2 separate regions of the Homo sapiens genome follow, and region 2 is linked to region 1. The links are chromatin loops, found by intact Hi-C in ENCODE. Cell type or tissue: CD14-positive monocyte. All regions are shown on one strand. Each heading gives the region's core, and the rest is flanking DNA. Links, peaks and the distances in the headings are about the cores only.

Evidence for each region. Peaks named below come from ENCODE experiments on the same cell type or tissue, not always from the same donor. Only the 100,000 strongest peaks of a DNase experiment are listed, where the experiment ranks them.
Region 2: a loop joins it to region 1, with 2.1 times the contacts of the local background. A loop is called at or near these places in 3 of 110 quality-filtered maps.

What each region holds. Positions count from the first base shown.
Region 1 is chr1:219,086,367-219,091,759 of GRCh38, reverse strand. LYPLAL1-DT (LYPLAL1 divergent transcript) reads left to right here. Exons shown (of 5, transcript NR_038845.1): 4 at 5,100-5,265. Among named protein-coding and RNA genes, the nearest start is that of LYPLAL1-DT, 85 kb to the left of the region's middle. RefSeq lists an enhancer at 2,489-2,538. In CD14-positive monocyte, for the core only: no CTCF peak of the experiment used is centred there; DNase peaks (open chromatin) are centred at 949 and 2,629; H3K4me3 peaks cover 2,503 bases; H3K27ac peaks cover 4,649 bases.
Region 2 is chr1:219,141,944-219,147,336 of GRCh38, reverse strand. All of the region lies in intron 3 of LYPLAL1-DT (LYPLAL1 divergent transcript), which reads left to right. Among named protein-coding and RNA genes, the nearest start is that of LYPLAL1-DT, 29 kb to the left of the region's middle. In CD14-positive monocyte, for the core only: no CTCF peak of the experiment used is centred there; DNase peaks (open chromatin) are centred at 2,226, 2,496 and 3,396; H3K4me3 peaks cover 599 bases; H3K27ac peaks cover 1,994 bases.

The DNA of each region.
Region 1 (5,393 bases), core at 229-5,228:
CTTTTTGTTTAATTGATATTTTGTATTGTTTGTTTTGTTTCAATTTCATTTATTTCTGCTTTGATCTTTATTATTTCTTTTCTCCTACTAATATTGGCTTTGGTTTGCTCTTTGTTTTCTAGTTCTTTAAGATGCATCATTAGGTTGTTAATTTGAGGATTATCTGCTTTTTTGATGTGGAGTGCTTATTGCTATAAGCTTTCTTCTTAGTATTGCTTTTGCTGCATTCCATAGGTTTTGATATATTGTGTTTCCATTTTTGTTTGTTTCAAGGAATTTTTAAATTTTATTCTTAATTTCTTCATTGACCCACTGGTCACTCTAGAGCATATTGTTTATTTTCCATGTGTTTGTATAGTTTCTGATATTTTTCTAATTATTTATTTCTAGTTTTATTCCATTGAGAATAAAACTGGAAAGATGAGACACTTGATATTTTTTCAATTTTTTAATTTTTTAAGACTTGTTTTTTGTTCTAACATGTGATCTATCCTTAAGAATGAGCCATGCCTTGAGGAGAAGAACGTGTATTCTGCAGCTCTTAAATGAAAGATTGTGTAAATATATATTAGGTCCATTTGGTATATAATGTAGATTAAGTCCAATGTTGTTGTTGGTGGTGGTTTTCTGTGTAGTGGTTCTGTCCAATGCTGAAAGTGGGGTGTTGAAGTCTCCAGCTAATATTGTATTAGGGTCTATCTCTCTCTTTAGCTCTAATAATATTTACTTAATATGTTTGAGTGTTCCAGTGTTGAATGTATATATATTTACAAGTGTTACACCCTCTTGCTAAGTTGACTTCTTTATCATTATATAATGACCTTCTTTGTCTCTGTTTATAGTTTTTGTTTTGAAATCTATTTTGTCTGATGTAAATATAGCTACTTCTGCTTTTTTTGTTTCCATTTTCATGCAATATTTTTCAGTTCCTATATTTTAAGTCTAAGTTAGTCTTTATAAGTGAAGCGTGTTTCTTATAGTTACCAGATTGTTAGAGCTTGTTTTTTTATTATTGTTATTGTTCAGGCTCTCTATGTCTTGTGATTGGAGAGTTTAGTCCATTTACATTCAATGTTATTATTAGTAAGTAAGGACTTACTACTGCCATTTTGTTATTTGTTTTCTGGGTGTTTTATGTGTGCTCTTCTCTTTCTTCCTTCCTTCTTCCCTGTATTCCTTTTTGGGAAGTTAATTTTTTTTGGTGGGTTGTTTTAATTTACTGATTTTCAGTTTTTTGTGTATCTGTTGTAGGTTTTATGATTTGAGGTGACCATGAGGTTTGGAAATAACATCTTAGAACTCATTATTTTAAACTGATCACAACTTAGCACTGGATACAAAACAATCCAAACTCACAACAACGAAAGAGAAAACTAATAAAAGCTCTACACTTTAACTTAATCCCCCTGCTTTCTAACTTTTTGTTGCTTCCATCTACGTTTTATTATACTATGTCTTAAAAGTTGTAGTTATTATTTTTGATAGGTTTATCTTTTAGTCTTCGTATTCAAGATATCAATAGTTCACGTACCACAATTACAGTGTTATAATATTGTGTGTTTGTTTGTGTACTTACTATTACCAGTGAGTTTTGTACCTTCAGATGACTTCCTATTGCTCATTAGTGTCCTTTCATTTTAGATTGAACAGCTCCCTTTAGCATTTCTTGTAGGGCAGTTCTGGTGTTGATGAAATCCCTCAGCTTTTGTTTGTCTGGGAAAGCCTATTTCTTCTTCATGTTTAATGGGTATTTTCACTGGGTGTACTCTTCTAGGATAAAAGTCTTTTTTCCTTCAGCACTTTAAATATGTAATGCCACTCTCTCCTAGATTGTAAGGTATGTTATTTGTGTCTTTTCTCTTGCTGCTTTTAGAATCCTTTCTTTATCCTTGACCTTTGGAAGTTTGATTATTAAATGTCTTGAGGTAGTTTTATTTGGATGAAATCTACTTGATGTTCTACAACCCATCTATACTTGAATTTTGATATATTTCTCTAGGTTTGAAAAGTTATCTGTTATTATCTCTTTGAATAAAATTTATACCTTGATCTCTGTACCTCCTCTTTAAGGCCAGTAAATCTTAATTTGCCCTTTTGAGATATTTTCTAGAACTTATAGGCAAGCTTCATTCTTTTCTATTCTTTTGTTTCTTTTGACTGTGTATTTTCAAATAGCCTGATTCTTTCTTCTGCTTGATCAGTTCTGCTGTTGGGAGACTCTGATGCATTCTTCTGTATGTCAATTCAATTTTTCAGCTCAGAATTTCTACATGTTTCAAAAATTATTTCAGTATCTTCGTTAAATTTATCTGATAGGATTCTGAATTCCTTCTCTGTGTTATCTTAAATTTCATTGAGCTTCCTCAAAATTTCTATTTTGAATTTTCTGTCACTCTTGGATTGATCAGTGGTGACTTTTTCAGTTTGTTTAGTGAGGTCATGATTTCCTGAATGGTCCTGATGCTTTTGGATGTTTGTGAGTGTCTGGGCATTGAATAGTTAGATATTTATTGTAATATTTGCAGTCTGCACTTGCTTGTACTCCTCTTGTGGAGGGGTGATGCAAGCTCCACTGTGACTACCACACTGAGACTGTGCTGAGTCACACCCAAAGATAGCACAGCACTGGGTCTTGCTCAAGACCCATGGTGACCACTGCCTAGTTACTGCCAGCGGAAGGAAGGAGTCTCCCCCAGGTTACTGAGCTGCACTGCCTGGGTTGGGGGAGGGGTGATGCAAGCACTCCCTTGTCCACCTGGCTGGTGTCTCATTAGGTCAACCCAAGTCTACTGCCTTCTAGCCCAGCACGCACCAAGACTTGCCCAGGAATTGCAGTCCTTGTCGCCTAGACTGCCTTTGAGGTTTATGTAGTATCCCAGAGTGCTTTGGCCCATGGTAGTGGGGCTAGCCAGAACTCTAGTTCCAACCACTGGGAAGGGCAATTCCTCTCTTGCTGGGACGGATATAAGGACTCCCTCCATGGGCACTGGCTGAGTTCTGCCTTATCTTGTTTTCTACTGTGGCTGGGCTGCACTGAGTTCCAATGCAAAGTCCCACATCACTGCACTCTCTCCCCCACAAGAACACAGATCCTCTCCGCAGCATCAGCAATTCAAGACTATCTTTCCTAACCTCTTCAATGCCTCTTTCTTTGATATGATGTTAGAACCTGGTACTGTGATCACTCACTTGATTTTTGGTTCTCATAAAAGTGCTTTCTTGTGTGGATAGTTGTTCGATTTAGTGTTCCTGTAGGGGGACTATTGTTGGAGAGTTCTATTAGGCCAACCTGCTCTGTGTCTTCCCCTATAGTTTCTTTTTGACTCAGTTACATTCAAATTTATTTTTTACACTTTATAGAAATATTAGGGAGGTTAAAATTTATCCTTTATTTACTGAGCTCTAATTTAACAGAATTGAAATTGTGGTCAGAGAATGTATTATGTTTGACACTAAGTCTTTGAAATTTATTGAGATTTGCTTTAAAGCCTAGTGATATGCTTAATATCCCATTCTATTCCTATGTGGAGGAATCATAAGGTGAGAGACAGACCCTCTCTTTCAATATGTAGCACAAGGGTTCTTATTTATCCTCTGGACAATAGCATACAGATACATGTCTCAAGTTTATCTAGTAAGATTCTCTTGCCTGTAGCTTTGAATAATGAGGGTTAGAGATTTTTCCCAGCCAATGTGGAAGGTTTGAGAGACTACTGGTGTGGCAGCAAGAATCCAGTAGCAGCAGTATCAATTCCTATGTCCTAAGCAGACTTCAGGCTCATAACCTGCTTTCCTTATTTTTCTGCCAGAGTCTAATTCTCAACTGTTGATTAATTCTCTAAGTTATTGATATCTTGCCAATACATTCCTTTTCTGATTAATGTAACCAAAGTCAGTTTCTGTTGCTTAGAACTCAGAATTCTGACAACTGTGAAACACAATGCTTCTGAGGGAATTACAGCATATTACTTTTTGCTTTATTTTATTTAATCTTCTGTTTCTCTCCTCAGGAAGTGTTATTTATTATCCTCATTTAACAGATAGGAAAACTGGGGATTCAATATTTGAAGCACTTTATTCAATACCACACAGCCTGTAAAGTGTGAAACCAGAATTCAAGCCAGCTCTGCCTGATTCTTGAACTGCTACTCTTTAAGCCTTCCAGATATTCAATGGGTGATTTTAAACCTTTCTTTCTGACCCTAATATTCTATGAACTGAAGAATAAATACAGATTGCCAAGTATAAATCAGGAATAGCTTAGGTACTGAGAGGTCAAACTCTAGAAGCCACAAATATTCATATATTCTTAAGTTTTAATTGAGAAAAGTACTTCTCCTAGGCTTTTTACTTCATATACTCTGTGAGATGAATTTTTAGAAACTGACCTTCTCTTATTCACTGCCCCAACTCTGCAAATTTGCCACACGTGCCTTGGCAACATGAACCACCATAACACAGAGGGGCTGGTGACTTAACATACTTTGTCATCCCCCTGGCATAACAGAGGGGTTCTTTTAGGTCATGGGCCACTTTTCTTCTTGTAGGTTTATTGAAAGTTTGTGTGTTCATGCTCATTAAGTAACTTCTAGCAACCTTGGCTAAATAAGTTGGTAAAAGGCTGAACTCATAGTCAGTATTGCTTCATAATACACACATGCAGAGCTCATAATATATGTGACAGTTGATTCACTTAAATCACCTAATTAACTTTTTGCAGTCTTGTATAAATATAATAAAGTAGCTATAGAAATGAAAGATGTTTTCAAGTTAAATTTAACTCCACTGAACTCATAGAATCAGAGTTAACTTATATTTCATTTTAGGTGATTTTAGAGAAAGTTGTTTTAAAGGCAAAACATTCTTAAAAGACTGAATTTGTTTCTACCCCCATTTTTCTTAATTACTTTCATGAAAAACCTATTGATTTTATAATCTATTAATTTGCAGTAGAGAAACTGTGCTCTTTTGTTGATGTAGAACTAATAACGTACATAAATGTTTATAACTTTTAACCTCATCTTAAATATTTTTTGTTTTAAATCACACATAGCTGGCATTTTAAGGTATTTCTTGTTTTTTTTTTTCCCCACTTGCAGAATGCTTTGATGTCTTAAATGGTACATCCAAACTTAAGTGAAATAGAGCTGTGAGGACATTTTGGGGAGAAGTGACCTAGATAAGCACTGACTGTTGCATTCATCTCTCTTCTTGCTGATTGTGATGATTTCCTGTGCCATAGCCATTCAAAGTCTGCCAAAAAAGGTAAGTAATTAGGGTCTCACAAATAGTATCCAGGTACAAAAATGAAATTAAACTATCTCTGGGAACAGGAGTTTGCTTTTTGAGAGGAGCAAAATAAAACAGAGTTAAGGAAGAAGTGTTAATTTTAG
Region 2 (5,393 bases), core at 159-5,158, 56 kb before region 1:
GGCTCTTGGAATGGAATAAATGTATATTGCATGTAAGAAGGATATGAATTTTGGAGGGCTAAGGTGGAATACAGTGGATTGAATGTTTGTGCCCCCATCACAAAGTTAATATGTTGAAATCCTAACCCCCATTGTAATGGTATTAAGAGGTAGGCTCTTTGAGAGGTACTCAGGTCATTAGGGTGGAACACTTATTAATATTAATGTCCTTTATAAAAGGGACCCCAGAGACCTTTTTCTCTCTCTTCCTGCCATGTAAGAACATAGCAAGAACAAGCTGTCTATGAACCAGGAAGCAGGCCTTCACCAGACACCAAATCTTCCAGTGCCTTGATCTTAGACTTTCTGAGCCTTTAGAACTATGAAAAATAAATTTATGTTGTTTATGAGACACTCAGTTTACAGTATTTTGTTATACCAATCCAAGCTAACTAAGACACTGCCATTAGTTGGCATCTAGGCAGTTATGGTCCTTGAAATATATGTTCTGATTGAGTCCAGTCCTATTGGAGAGATGATTATGTCATGGAAACCTCATTGTTGGAGCTGTTAACTTGAAGTGTAAGGGTGGTAGGAGGGTAGAAAGCAACTGCAGTACTATGAGCAGCTCTGATGAGTGGAGGATCGGAGCCTTGGAGCTCCCAGTCTGTGGAGAAATCAGACAGTGTGTTTATTATTATTATTATCAGTATGTGGGCAACTATAAAGTAGATCATTTGGTGCCCCTGTGGAGGTGTTTAGAGGCATTTGTGGCGAATTATCTGTGTATCAGGAACTGAGGGCTCTCTAAAGACCGTGACTAACTCAGATTCTGGCTTGTCTGGCATCAGTACCTGAGATCTCATCAGTGAGTGTAAGTACAGGAGCTGAATCTTCAAAGAGCTTTGGTTCTTAATGGGGATAGGAGGCTGGGAAGTAGTGGAAACAATAGCAGGAACTAAATGAAGACACCAGAGTCACAAGAATGGCTTCAAAATTAAGGTACAGTTTTATTCCAGGAAAAATGCAAGGAATTCAAATAAGAGTGAAGTAGGGGTAGAATATTGGGGTAGTAGTGAGAAGTAGAAATGAAATTTGGTGAACCTCAAAATCAATTGTCTAATTTAGTTAACTTGGGACACAGATTATGCACCAAGAGATTAAAGATTAACTTTTTCTTAGAGGCAATTCCAAAGCAGCTCAAGAAACCTATTTCATTGAGAATATGATTCAGCATTTCAAAAATTTTAAAAAAGACTTCAATGATTTTAAGTATGAGAGAAACTGATAGAACTAAAAATTTTTCATAGCCTAATCTGTCTTAATATATGGCCATTTCATCATATTATTTTCTATATTTGTCTATATTTTGTTTTTTTCTTTCTTTCTTTCTTTTTTTTTTTTTTTGAGACAGAGTCTCACTCTGTAGCCCAGGAGGGAGTACAGTGGCATGATCTCAGCTCACTGCAGATTCAGCCTCTGGAGTCAGGTAATCCTTCCACCTCAGCCTCCTGAGTAGCTGGGACTACAGGTGACGTGCCTGGCTAATTTTTTGGTTTGTTTGTTTTGTTTTGTTTTTGTAGAGATGGGGTTTTGCCATGCTGCTCAGGCTGGTCTTGAACTCCTGGGTTCAAGTGGTCTGTCTGCCTCAGCCTCCCAAAGTGCTGGGATTACTGATTGAGCCACTGCACCTGGCTGGATTCTTATAAAATAAAGATTCCAGGAAAAAAATAGACCAGATTGTGGTATTTCAAAAATCGCTCAAATAATTTAAAAACCGAGATTGCAAAAACAGACATGTTAATGGTAATAAAGAGAGCTCTGTTATTAGGAAGATAGAGTATCTTGAAGACTTATTCTACAGATAGAATGTAAAAGAGAAAAAATAGTTTTTTGGAGTAGTATCTATATAGTTTAGATTGACCAATCAATTACATGAAACATTTCATCTATTTTGCTTTTTGGTAGAATCACAATACTTGGAATTTGAAATGATGAGGCAGTCACTTTAGCTATCCTAATGAAATTTAATCTACTTTCAGCACACCAATCAATTGCTTAGTTATTATCTCTTAAAGTTAATATGGAAGTCTACTTCACTTGAGGGGAATATATTTTTGGCTTCAGATTAAGGAGGATGAATTTAGCAAATGAATATTTACTTCCTCTGCAGTGAAGTGAAAATAAATTAATGAGAGTTAGTGACTGTACATACTTCTGCTTCGTGTTGTCAGCAGCATTTATTTGTCATCACTCTCTTCCTCAAATGCATGATCTCTCACACCTCTCTGCAAGAATGTCCTTTTCCACCTTACCATCTCAGCAAATTCTTAACTTTCATATAAGAAGTTCCTAACCTTCCCTCCAACTGCTCAGAATTAAGTACATCCTGCCCTGTTCTCAATATGTGTTTTTTATACTTTTAACAATAATTTCAAAAGTATACATCTACCTCCCTGTTTTTGTGATGGTTGCATAACACAGTGGTAAAAAGCCCATGCATGGGCACTAGAAAACTTAGACTCAGATAAAAGGAACTGGCTCTGAGATCTTGGGCAAGTTCCTCAAATCTTGAGGTCTTTGTATTCTCACCTTACATAATGAGGACGATAATTTAATTTACCTTACAGGCTTTTTTAAAGGAATAAATGAGTTAATATATGTAAAGGACCCACTTATATTAATATATGTAAATGAGTTAATATCTGTAAAGAAGATTTGTATTTTCTCATCTATCTATAGATTTACATATATATAATTCTATAGTCTATGTTTATCAAAAAATGTATTGGTATAAATATTGCTGAAAAATCTTAAGTTGTATACTCGTATTTCTCCATGCTGTATTTATATAGCACAACGAGGGCACTTGACAAAACACAGTTAATATTATAGAAAGTTAATTCTAATAGTAAAAGTTAAAAAAATACTTTAAAGCTATCCACATTAAAAAAATTAACCAGAAGACTGCCAGATCTTCAATACATACTGCTTGCCCTCCTCTGAATTTAAATTCTCAACCTTACTTTAGAAAAATAACGTTTACCTCTGTTTTGAATTTTTACTAATCCAACCAGGCAGAAGAGACCTAAATAAGCTTACATCTTAACTAATTTTTTCTTCATTTCTTCTAAAACATGTGGAATATGTTTGCTTTAGTGTTTAAAAGTGTTGTTTTATTGATCTTTTTATATGATCCCTTTACAGCAAGAGATTTTGATGTAGTCAAATAGTGTGCTATAGATTGTGTAATAATAATGATATGTTATTAAGACCTGGTGTATATTTTCCCTTATCATTTGCCTGCCTTTCCATTGATGTTTTAATTTCTATCATCCTACTCTCAAGCCTTTTCCCAGTTATTCCAGGAAGTGGGTTCCCAGTGCTAGCCAGCTGCCTTTCTCTTGGCATTGCTTCTTCAGGAAGTAACAATCACTGGGTCTATTACTCATGTCAATTCTTCTTCCCATCTTCAAATTCTGATTTTGATAGAAGAACAGCTTTTTCATTTGCTCCTTTATTCTGATAATATATTTCAAGAGCCTATTTTTTCAGCTAAAATACTTTTCCTGTGGTTTGGCACTCATTTCTTTCACCCATCGCTAAAGCTAAAATCCCTTATCTTGCTTCTAGTTATTTTTACATATGGCACCTCCAAGTTCACATTACTAGATTTCTTTATATTTTTTGAGGATTTCTGCATATAAAAGTTTTATGTCTCTTTCCCACTTTAGTGTAGTGGCCTATAATTTCCTTGTTCTAGTTGGTTTTAACTTGAAACATTTTCAATTGCTGAATCTTGAGCCCTTTCTTAAATCTATTTCATCTTCCTACAGTAGGCTTCCCAGAAGCCCTCAGAAAACCAAATTAAAATGCTTTTTTCTTTCTTTCAAAGTCAGTCCTCTAATTATTCCTATCATATTCTGAGCTGGATTCATACTGAACTCGTATCTGGTCATCTTATGTATAGTTTCCTAAAAGTTGGATAAAATATATTTATGTTTCCTGCCCTTTTCATTGTGGTTTGTTGGCCTCAAAAACTCTTTACGTAATGTAAGATTGGGCTTCTGAAACCCAAAAATCTTGCATCTTCTCAATCTAGCTGTCACCAATGGCTCTCTCAATCTTTTTTAATTAAACAAAAAGATATGGGCTTATCTCTTACTTCAGAGATATTTTTAAATAAAAGAAAATGCAATCAGATGCAGAAAGAAAATACTATCTTCCTATGAGGCAGTTGGGAGGGCAATGAGCACAGAGCAATTTCCCAGTAATATGGGGCCTCTGATGTAGGCTAAGAAAGCGTGGAAAGCCACGCAGGAATATAATTAAAGAACTTAAAAATCCAGAATAGATTCTCGTACTTCACTAAGAAGATCTCCACCATCAACAAACAAAGCAACAAAAACAATAACAAAAACCACTGTTTCTTTAAGAAAGTCCTCATCCTGGTTCTGCATTAGTCATGGAAGTTACTATATTATTACAGTACTTTTACTGCTAAAAAAAAATTCCCATGTCAAATTCTTCTGCTCTCCTTCTCTCTCTCCTCTACTGCAATTTTAATGTCTATTTCATATAAGCACACTTTACATATTATTTCATTTAATCTTCACAACAATTTACAAATTAGACATTAGTACCTCATTTGCCAGATTCTCAAAACTTCTCAAACTGATTCAGCTAGAAACTTATTTGGGACAAATACTAACACATATATATTACATATACCCTCTATCCCCTTTCCTGCCCCAATGCATTTTTTTTTAAGTGTAGAATTCCATAAAAAAGTCAGAGACATGGAAACTCAAACTGGTAAGCCACGGAAGTATTGGCTATAGTTTAGTATTAAAGGGCTTTCCTGATGACCAGAGATTTGGGACTCCAGGAAGTTTCTTTTTGTAGGCCTATATGAACAAAAACACCTGAGTTACCATAAAGAAAGGATATAAAATATTGTGAGGGGCACCATGCCAATGATTCCTAAGTAAGATAGGAGGAACTGCAGACCAGAGATTCTATTTTAACTATCATTGTATCCTCCCACTAAGCACATTAGCTGATGCTACCCAATAGGTACGTAGTAAAAGTTGAATTAATTAATAATGAGTGTATAAAACAAGGTGAATCAAAGAAAAAAGAATTGATGATTGTTATGGAATCAGACAGAGACACTGAGAACATCAACATCTGATCTAGTATCTGACACATATTAGTGGTAGCAATTGAGATTGAATACATGCATGAGCTTTGGTTAAGTCTGCTTTTAGGTAGACACCTGAATTTACATCTGCCCATCAACCAGTGATGGCTTTTTTTAGCCACCTGAATGGTATTCAGCAATTTACACCTGTGCTTTTTGTTCTTCAGATGCTTCCACAGCCTTTGAGAACTGAAGGAATGGGTAATCACAG